Regions from separate parts of the Homo sapiens genome. Here region 2 is linked to region 1. Evidence: chromatin contacts called from ENCODE Hi-C or POLR2A ChIA-PET data. All regions are on one chromosome and are shown on one strand. The core of a region is the stretch at or near the end of the contact, and the rest is flanking DNA. Distances in the headings are between cores, read along the strand shown.

Region 1 (4,650 bases), core at 208-2,707:
AAGTATGGAATAGTGGAGTCATGGGGGTGACCAGGGTGAAAGATGCCTGATCTCTGAAGCACAGGGTCATTTGTATTTCCAAGGAGTTAACCTCTTGTGGTGAAATGAGGCCAGTCAGGTTTCCTCAACTATCAACGTCTCCAACAATCACCCAACACAACAGAAAGAGATACAGAAGAAGGGCTGTTGGGGATCTCTGACCAGAGGCCAAAGAAAAGGGACACACAAGGGGCTTGGTTCTTACCCAGCCGCCGTTCTCCTGGATCCAAGGCTCTAGGTGGTCATTCAGGTAAGTGGCCATCCAAGCTGCGATCCGACTCACCAATACCTGCATCTCCTTGTCTACGCTTTCCACGCACAGTGCCCCGCCGAAGGAGAAAAAGGCCACAATGCGACCCCAGTTTACCCCATCCCGGAAGAGTTCATTCACTACCTGTTCAAAGCTCTGATATGCTGTCCCTGGGGTGATGTGGAGCTGGGATGTCAGGTCACTGAATGCCCGCCGGTACCGCAGTTCAAACTCGTCGCCTGCCTCCCTCAGCGCTTGCTTTACTGCTGCCATGGGGATCACCTCCCGGGCATCCAAACTGCTGCTGTGGCCAGTGGCTCCATTCACCGCGGGGCTGTCTGCCAGGTGCCAGGATGGGTTGCCATTGATGGCACTGGGGGTCTCCATCTCCGATTCAGTCCCTTCTGGGGCCTCAGTCCTGTTCTCTTCCACATCACTAAACTGACTCCAGCTGTATCCTTTCTGGGAAAGCTTGTAGGAGAGAAAGTCAACCACCAGCTCCCGGTTGCTCTGAGACATTTTTATAATAGGGATGGGCTCAACCAGTCCATTGTCCAAAACACCTGCTCACTCACTGAGTCTCGTCTCTGGTTAGTGATTCTCTTCTAAGATCCAAAGCCAAGATAAGATTCTGAAGGGAGAGAAAGAGCTTCAGGAAAAAAAAATAATTAATATGCATGCCATTTACCCTAAAAATTCCATTCCCCCTCCAGGTACCAGAACTGGTTTCTTTGTGGGTCTTACGAAGGTCTGGGTCTAGGTTCCAAGATACTTCACTTAAGTCAAATCGAAAGCACCAGTGGACTCTGAATCTCCCACCAGCCTTTTCTACCCCCGTCTTCTCCGAAATGCCTTCCTCGGAAAGTCACTCCCTGGGCAGTCCCCCCCGCCCCACTCCCGCTCCCCCGCACCACCTACATTCAAATCCGCCTTAGGCAAAGGCAGGCAGGTGCAGCCCCCGGAAGATCTTTTGTATCACAGGTCGGGAGAGGAGGTGGCTGCGGGGATGCCGGTAACTCAGCCGGCCTCGCGGTGGCTGGCAAAAAAACCAGCTCCGGCCGGAGGGATCATGCGACCCGGCAGGCTGGGAGCCCAGAAGGCGACACAGGAATTGCGAAGCTCAGGAACCAGCCCCCTCGCTTGCTTCCTCCTCCATCGCCCGGATCGAGGGCGGCCGCTCCGCAGCCGCGGCCTCCTGCCACCCGGGAGCCCAGCCCCCTCTCTCTTGCACGCCCCTTGGCTCTCCGCCTCCTACTGGGAGCCAGGAGTACTCTCCCGGAGGTGGCTGGTATGGATTTAGTTGGTTTTTGTTTTTCTTTTTTCTATTTAAGCACCAGCCCAGGGTGAGGTGGAGGCGTCCGAAACCCTAAAGGGACTTCTCAATGGGGTTCAAGGTTTCAGTGAGGGACGCAGGGAGGGGGAAACTGCCTCAGATCTGCAATCTGACTTTGGGAAGGCCACCCCCAGGCCTGTCTGTGATGTTGAAGGCCGGAGACCCCCAACAAATGCCGCTGGTTTGCTCTGAATTCCCCAAAGGCCCAGAACGTGGCAGTTGGGGATTGCCGGGTCCTCCATTCCCCGCCCGGACACAATGGCCGCCGGCGCCCTGCACAAAGACTGGGTGAGGGTGAGGCGCTGGGCCTCTCCTCAGGTCAGGAAGAGGGGTCGAGGCCTGCTCGACGGCCCCACAGCTGAGACCACGTTTTCCTGGGGACAGGCCCAAAGTGGCTTTCTGGCGCCCCCGGGAGGGCTCCGGGGCCGGGGGCTGCACCTCTCCGGAGCCCAGGGTGGGCCGGCTGCGGCCTAGCGGCTTCTCGAGCTCACTAGGCCGGGTACCCGCCGAGCCACCGCCCCGTTGCTAGGCAACCGCCCTCCCCCGGGGGCGCCCCCTAGACCTTCCTGAGAGGAGGGGCCTCGCCCCCGGCGGTCCGCCCCAGCGCAGCCAATCAGCGAGCCCAGCCGGCACGGAAGCGGGACGGCGAAGGCTCCTATTGGGCGCAACGGCTGTCACGCACAGGGGAGGCGGCGCTCTCACCTGCGAGCCCCGCGAGCCGTGGGGGGCCACATCCCCCTTCATCGGCCCGGTAGCTTCCAGACGCAAGAGCTCTTCGCGGCCGAGTTCCGCGCCGCGGACCCGGGCCGGCCTACCTGGCTGCCGGCCTACCTGGCTGACTGCTCGCGCCGTCTCTCCCGAACAAGCCGGCCTCAGTTTCCCCTGAAGAGACAGGGGAACTTGCAAGCTCAGTCACTTCCGGTGCCGCGGCAACGCGCGCGAGCCCGAGACGCAAAGGGAGTGCGCGCCTTGAGTGACTGGCATCAGGACCGGGGAGAGATCGCCCCCTCGCGGTAGATCTGGGGAATCGGGAGGCGCAAAAAATCAACATTTATAATCACATTTCCATTTATTCATTCAGTCAGTCAGTCAGTCACTCATCAGTCAATCAGCCTATTTCATCCGTCCGTCAGTTTATATATAGAAGAAGCATCGCCTTGTGGTTAAGCACTTTGTCTGGATTCTAACTCTGCTAGTTAGGCAAGTTTCTCAACTGCTCTGTGCTTCAATGTCCTCAATTGTAAAATGGGTAATAGTACCAACCTCTCTCGTTGAGCTATTGTGATGATTAAGAGAGTTATTAATTGTAAACTCCATAGGACAGGCCGGGCGCGGTGGCTCACGCCCGTAATCCCAGCACTTTGGGAGGCCGAGGCGGGCGGATCACCTGAGGTTAGGAGTTCAAGACCAGCGTGGCCAATGTGGTGAAACCCCGTCTCTACTAAAAATACAAAAAATTAGCTGGGCGTGGTGGCGCATGCCTGTAATCCCAGCTACTCGGGAGGCTGAGGCAGCAGACTCGCTTACAGGAGAATCGTTTACAGGCGTGAGCCACCGCGCCCCGCCAATTTCCTTACACCCTGAACCACACAGTGTGTTATCAAATGTTTTATCCTTGCCAATTAGATGGGTAAAAACCGAAGGCACTTTCATATTTCTTTTTTTATTATGAATGAAGTTGAGCAATTTGTCATATTTTTTAGTCTTTCTTTGGAGGGTGGTGGATCTTGTATTGGTGAATTTTCTTCATATTGTTTACCCCTTTTTCAGGTGGTCTTTCTGTTGAACTCTTTCCTCATTTTTTTTTTTTTTTTTGTTATTGTTGTTTGTTCGAGATGGAGTCTTGCTCTGTTGCACAGGCTGGAGTGCAGTGGTGCTATCTTGGCTCACTGTAAACTCTGCCCGCCAGGTTCAAGTGATTGTCCTGCCTCAGCCTCCCTAGTATCTGGGACTACAGGTACACACCACCACGCCCGGCTAATTTTTGTATTTTTAGTAGAGACAGGGTTTCACCATTTTGGCCAGGCTGGTCTCAAACTGCTGACCTCAGGTGATCCGACTGCCTCAGCCTCCCAAAGTGCTGGGATTACAGACATGAGCCACCGTGCCCGGCCTTTTTTTTTTTTTTTTTTTTGAGACAGGGTATGTCACCCAGCCTGCAGTGCAATGGTGTGATCTCAGCTCACAGCAGCCTCGACCTCCCCATCCCAGGTGATCCTCCCACCTCAGCCTCCCCAGTAGTTGTGAATACAGGCTCGCACCTCCACACCCAGCTAATTTTTGTATTTTTTGTAGAGAATGGAGTTTCCCCATGTTGCCCAGGCTGGTCTCAAACTCCTGGGCTCAAGTGATCTGTCTATGTCGGCCTCCCAAAGTCCTGGAATTACAGGCATTAGCCACCACACCTGGCTCTGATTTACATTTTTTTTGCTGTTTTTCGAGATGGAGTCTTGCTCTGTCACCCAAGCTGGAGTGCGGTGGTGCGATCTCGGCTCACTGCAGCCTTCGCCTCCTGGGTTCAAGTGATTCTCCTGCCTCAGCCTCCTGAGTAGCTGGGATTACAGGCACCTGCCACCACGCCCGGCTAATTTTTGTATTTTTAGTAGAGACGGGGTTTCACCAGTTGGTCAGGCTAGTCTCGAACTCCTGACCTCGTGATCCGCCCACCTTGGCCTCCCAAAGTGCTGGGATTACAGGTGTGAGCCAGCGCGCCCGGTCTGATTTACATTTTTGAACCTATGGTGCCACAATTATCTCAATGTGAAAACTATCATTATGGAAGCCTCAGTGTGCTTTGGGAGCCCAGCAGAGGGCAGATAAACTCTGTCCACAGATAGGGGCTTTACTGAACTGGCCCTCAAAAGAATAGAATTTTGCTTGGGTGAGAAAGGATGTAGGAGCATTTTAAGCAGAAGATATTGCTTGAGCGAAGGCCTGGCAGCCCAGCGTGAGAGCCCATGGTGTCCTGGAAATAAATTGGGATGGCTGAGGGGAGTGGTGGAGAGGGGATGGAATATAAATGTGTATC
Region 2 (4,630 bases), core at 1,463-3,962, 1.7 Mb after region 1:
TCCCAGCTACTCAGGAGGTTGAGATGAAAGGATTGCTTGAGCCCAGGAGATCAATGCTGCAGTAAGCCATAATCGCACCACTGCACTCCAGCCTGGGTGACAGAGTAAGACCCTATCTCAAAAAAATAAAAATAAAAATAAATGAGGCTGAACCTATACATGACAAAGGCAAGGAAGCAATATGCTCCATGCTACCTACATTATACTACTGTTGAATCTGTGGGGAAAGAGGGTGGGAATATTGAGGTACCTATTTGCAGGTACATACAATATCTCTAGAATGCATAAGAAACAATAGTTGCCTCCCAGGAAGACTTAGGTGACTAAGGTATAGGAGATGAAGCCATACTATTTACTTTTTTTTTTTTTAATTTTCTGACTAAGGAAGAATTCTAGGATCACCATATATTTTTACTGGACCCCACATCTATGGCCTACTACACTCCAGCCATGCCACACTTCTTTGTATTAATCTTCACTAGCTTATAGGATTTTACACATGCTGTTCTCTGGCTGGTATTTATCTTCTCTCTAGTGGCCTATGGTACTTTCAGCTTTCTTCCTCTGGGAAGCCTGCTCTGGCCATCACCCCCGAAGTCTAGGTGGGGTCCTCCTCTGGGTTCCCAAAGCTCTATTCTATCTCTCCATCACAAGACTCATCACACTTTGCTGTTAATTATTACTGACACTTCTGCCAGCCCTAGTAAACTGGCAGGTTCCTGCAAGCAGGGAACAAGTATCATTCATTTCTACACCTTCACCATCTCCCATTGTGGTAGCTGCCTCACGGCAGGTGCTAAACATCAGTGGTTCCCAACCTTTTTGGTACTAGGAATTGGTTTCATGGAAGACAATTTTTCCACAGACATGGAAGCAGGGGTGTGTTGAAACTGTTCCACCTCAGGCATTTAGATTCTTACAAGGAGCATGCAATCTTGAGCCAGTGCGGTGGCTGACATCTATAATCCCAGCACTTTGGGAGGCCGAGGCAGGCGGATTGTTTGAGCTCAGGAGTTCGAGACCAGCCTGGGCAACATGGCAAGACCATGTTTATTTGTTGTCTCTACAACAAATTAAAAAATAAAAAATTAGCCAGCCATTGTGGTATGTGCCTGTAATCCCAGCAACTTGGGAAGCTGAGGTAGGAGGATCACTTGAGCCAGGGAGGCAGAGATTGCAGTGAGCTGAGATTGCGCCACCACACTCCAGCCTGGGCAACAGAGAGAGAGAGAACTTGTCTCAAAAAAAAGGAAATGGAATGCACAAACTAGATGCCTTGCATATACGCAGTTCACAATAGGGTTTGTGTTCCTGAGAAACTAATTCCGTGGCCAATCTGACGGGAGGCAGAGCTCAGGCAGTAATGCCAGCTTTGCTGCTCACCTCCTGCTGTGCAACCCGGTTCCTCACAGGCCACAGACAGGTACCATTCTACCACCTAGGGTTAGGGGAACCCTGCTATACACGTGTAAAGAGCAGATGTGGCCCATTACCTTTCCAATGAGATGACCTGCCACATCTGCTACTAGCACTTAGGAGCAATGCCAACCCAGTTTCAAGAGTCAGAGAAGAACAGCCTTAAAGTGTGAACTTTAAAATCGCCCCTTTCTACTCCATAATTGCTGTGTGACCTTTGGCAAGACAAATTTCTGTCTCTGAGCCGCCAATTCCACATGTGTAAAATAAGGATAAAAGCAGCACCTACCACCCCATAAGTGTTATTAAGAATAAGATATTAAAAACCCAACTTGAGATACAGTAAGCGTTCACTAACTGCACATTTACAGCCCACACCCCCTTTCACAGAGAGTATTAGAGCATCCTGGTTAAGAGTATGAACTCCACTAAAAATACAAAACTTAGCCGGGTGTGGTGGTATGCGCCTGTAATCCTAGCTACCCAGGAGGCTGAGGCAGGAGAATCGCTGGAACTCGCGGGGCAGGGGCTACAGTGAGCCGAGATCGCGTCACTGCACTCCAGCCTGGGCGACAGAGCAAGACTCCCGTCTCAAGAAAAAAAAAGTATGGACCCTGGAGTCAGAATCTGACCCCACTGCTGCCAAGCCAGCTAAACCTTAGGCACCTGTCTTAAACTCTGGGAGCCTCTAGATGGGGATAATAGCACCTATCTCCATAAGCCTACCGTAGGATCAAATGCAATAATACAAGCAAAATGCTTTGCATAACGCAATGTAGAAGCCTCTCTGGAGGCTCGAAATTAATTCTGACAGTCGGCAATGAGGCTGGAACAACAGCGTACAACATCCCAAACATTTTATTGGCTGGTTACAATGCGTTAGGCATGGTGCAAAGCATTTTCCGCGAATTATTACCTATAACCCTCATAGCAACCCTGTGAGGCAGGCTGTACTGTCAACCCCACTTCACGGGTGGCGAAGCGAAGCCTTGAAAGAAGTGGAGGTGACCTGTCCAAGGTCACACGGGGTTAGGCGGCGGGGTTAGGGTACGAACCCCTACAGCCTGACGCCAGGCCCCACGCCATAACCACCGTGCCATCCTCCCTCTTGAACACCGTGCGCTTCCCGGGATCCGCGGCCCCTCCTGCCCCAGGCGCCAGTCAAAAGCGGGTGCGCAGCCCACCCCGGCGGCCGCGCTGCTCACCTCCCGCAGCAGCAACAGTGCCCGGGGTCCCGCAGCGTAAGTTCTGCCGGCAAGTCGGATCCCCTCACAGGTCCGCCGCTGCGTTCATACACAAGCGACTTCCGTTCCGCCGCTACTTCAGGCCGGGTCATGCTAACGGAAGTGCTTCCTTTTTACAGTCCGGGTGGACCCAAAGCTCCGTGGCGGTGCTGAACTTTAGGGCAGCCACTAGCCACGGACTTAAGCGGCAATTGAGCTCCTCAAAGTGGGTGAGTGCAAATCAAATGTGCGCTAAATGTCAGATACACTGGATGTGGAAGAAGAAATGTCAAATAGTGTCAAATAGTTCATATATATAATGTTTATATTGATTATGTGCTGCAATAATTGTTGGGATATATTGGATTAAATAAGTACATTTGTTGAATTAGTTTTTTTTATTTGTAGCTATGGTGGTAGAAATATTTGAATTAAGTTCACCTGTTGTTTCTTTTTACTTTTTCAATGTGGCTAGCAGGGGGAAAAATAATATGGTGTGATCATGGCTCACTGCAGCTTCCGCCTCCCATGCTAAAGCAATCCTCCCACCTCACACTCCCAAGTGGCTGGGACTACAGGCAGGCGCCACCACGCCCAGCTAAAATTTTTTTAATTTTTTTGTAGAGACCGGTCTCCCCATGTTGCCCAGGCTGGTCTCAAACTCCTACCTAGGCGCAAGCCATCCTCCCACCTTGGCCTCCCAAAGTGCTGGGATTGTAGGCATGAGCCACCGTGTCCGGTCCTTACTGGGAAATTTTAAGTCACCTAAGAGGTTCACGCTCTATTTCTATTGGAGGGTGCTGCCCTGTAGGTTAATGACTTCCTGATTCACATCTCCAGCTGGACCCTCCCTGCAGTACCAGAGCCATAGCTCAGCTGCCTACTTGACACCCCTTCTTGAGTGTCTGATGACCATCTCTAACTTATACAGAACTCTTCATTTCCACACATGCACCTTCACCAAAAACCTGTACCTGTCATTCTGGCCCATCTCAGTAAATGGCCCAACCATCCTTCCAGGTGCACTAGGAGGAACTGAATGGTCATTTTCTTCACCTCCCTGGATCCCCACATTCTATCTGTCAGTAAGCCCTGTCAACTCTAACTCCAAAATGTCAAATCTGTCTACTCGGTAGCTACAACTACCCAGGCCACCATTGTCTCATCAGAAACAATCACAGTAGCCTGCTAATGGTCACCTTGTCTCCTGAGAACAGTTTCCCACACATAGCCTAAGGGAATTTGTGTTTGTTTTATTAAATCAAATTATATCACCCCTCTCCTGAAAACTCTCCGTGGCAGGCCGGGCGTGGTGGCTCACATCTGTAATCCCAGCACTTTGGGAGGCCAAGATGGGCAGATTGCTTGAGCCCAGGAGTTCTAGACTAGCCTGAGCAACATGATAAAACCCCATCTCTACAAAAAACACAAAAATTACCCCGGCATGGTGGTGGGTACCTGTGGTCCCAGCTACTCAGAAGGCTGAGGCAGGGAGGATTGCTTGAGCCAGGGAAGTTGAGGCGGCAGTGAACCATGACCTCAACACTGCACTCCAGCCTGGGTACCAGAATGAGACCATGTCTTGAAAAAGAAAAAAACAAAAACAGCCGGGCACGGTGGCTTATGCCTGTAATCCCAGCACTTTGGGAGGCTGAGGTGGGTGGATCATGAGGTCAGGAATTCGAGACCAGCCTGGCCAATATGGTAAAACCCCGTCTCTACTAAAAATAAAAAATAAAAAATAGCTGGGCATGGTGCCGCGTGCCTGTAGTCCCAGCTACTCGGGAGGCTGAGGCAGGACAATTGCTTGAACCCAGGAAGCGGAGATTGCAGTGAGCCAAGATCGAGCCACTGCACTCCAGCCTGGGCGACAGAGCAAGACTCCATCTCAAAAAAAAAAAAAAAAAGAAAAGAAAAGAAAAAAACAAAAACAAAAAGCTTAAGAGCTTTCCATTGCCCGTGCAATAAAATCCAGATTTCCTACTGTATCC

What was found. A loop is a pair of places that touch in the nucleus more often than their neighbours do. ChIA-PET counts read pairs that join two places held with the same protein, here RNA polymerase II (POLR2A).
Region 2: a map of posterior vena cava shows a loop between it and region 1 (24-fold over the local background). The contact joins the promoter of CDK5RAP1 here to the promoter of BCL2L1 in region 1. A Hi-C loop is called at or near these places in 1 of 168 maps with a recorded cell type or tissue (posterior vena cava). POLR2A ChIA-PET finds 5 or more read pairs at or near these places in 1 of 52 experiments (WTC11).

The regions. Positions count from the first base shown.
Region 1 is chr20:31,721,411-31,726,060 of GRCh38, forward strand. It overlaps BCL2L1 (BCL2 like 1), which reads right to left and starts at 1,458. Exons shown (of 3, transcript NM_138578.3): 1 at 1,208-1,458; 2 at 245-938. The coding sequence starts at 808. RefSeq lists enhancers at 1,077-1,832, 1,767-1,826, 1,833-2,587, 2,357-2,556 and silencers at 1,197-1,316, 1,367-1,476, 1,376-1,670, 1,877-2,326.
Region 2 is chr20:33,398,807-33,403,436 of GRCh38, forward strand. CDK5RAP1 (CDK5RAP1 mitochondrial tRNA methylthiotransferase) reads right to left here and starts at 2,713. Exons shown (of 14, transcript NM_016408.4): 1 at 2,622-2,713. LOC124904889 (a long non-coding RNA gene) reads left to right here and starts at 2,776. Exons shown (of 2, transcript XR_007067567.1): 1 at 2,776-2,869. RefSeq lists enhancers at 2,424-2,513, 2,654-2,853.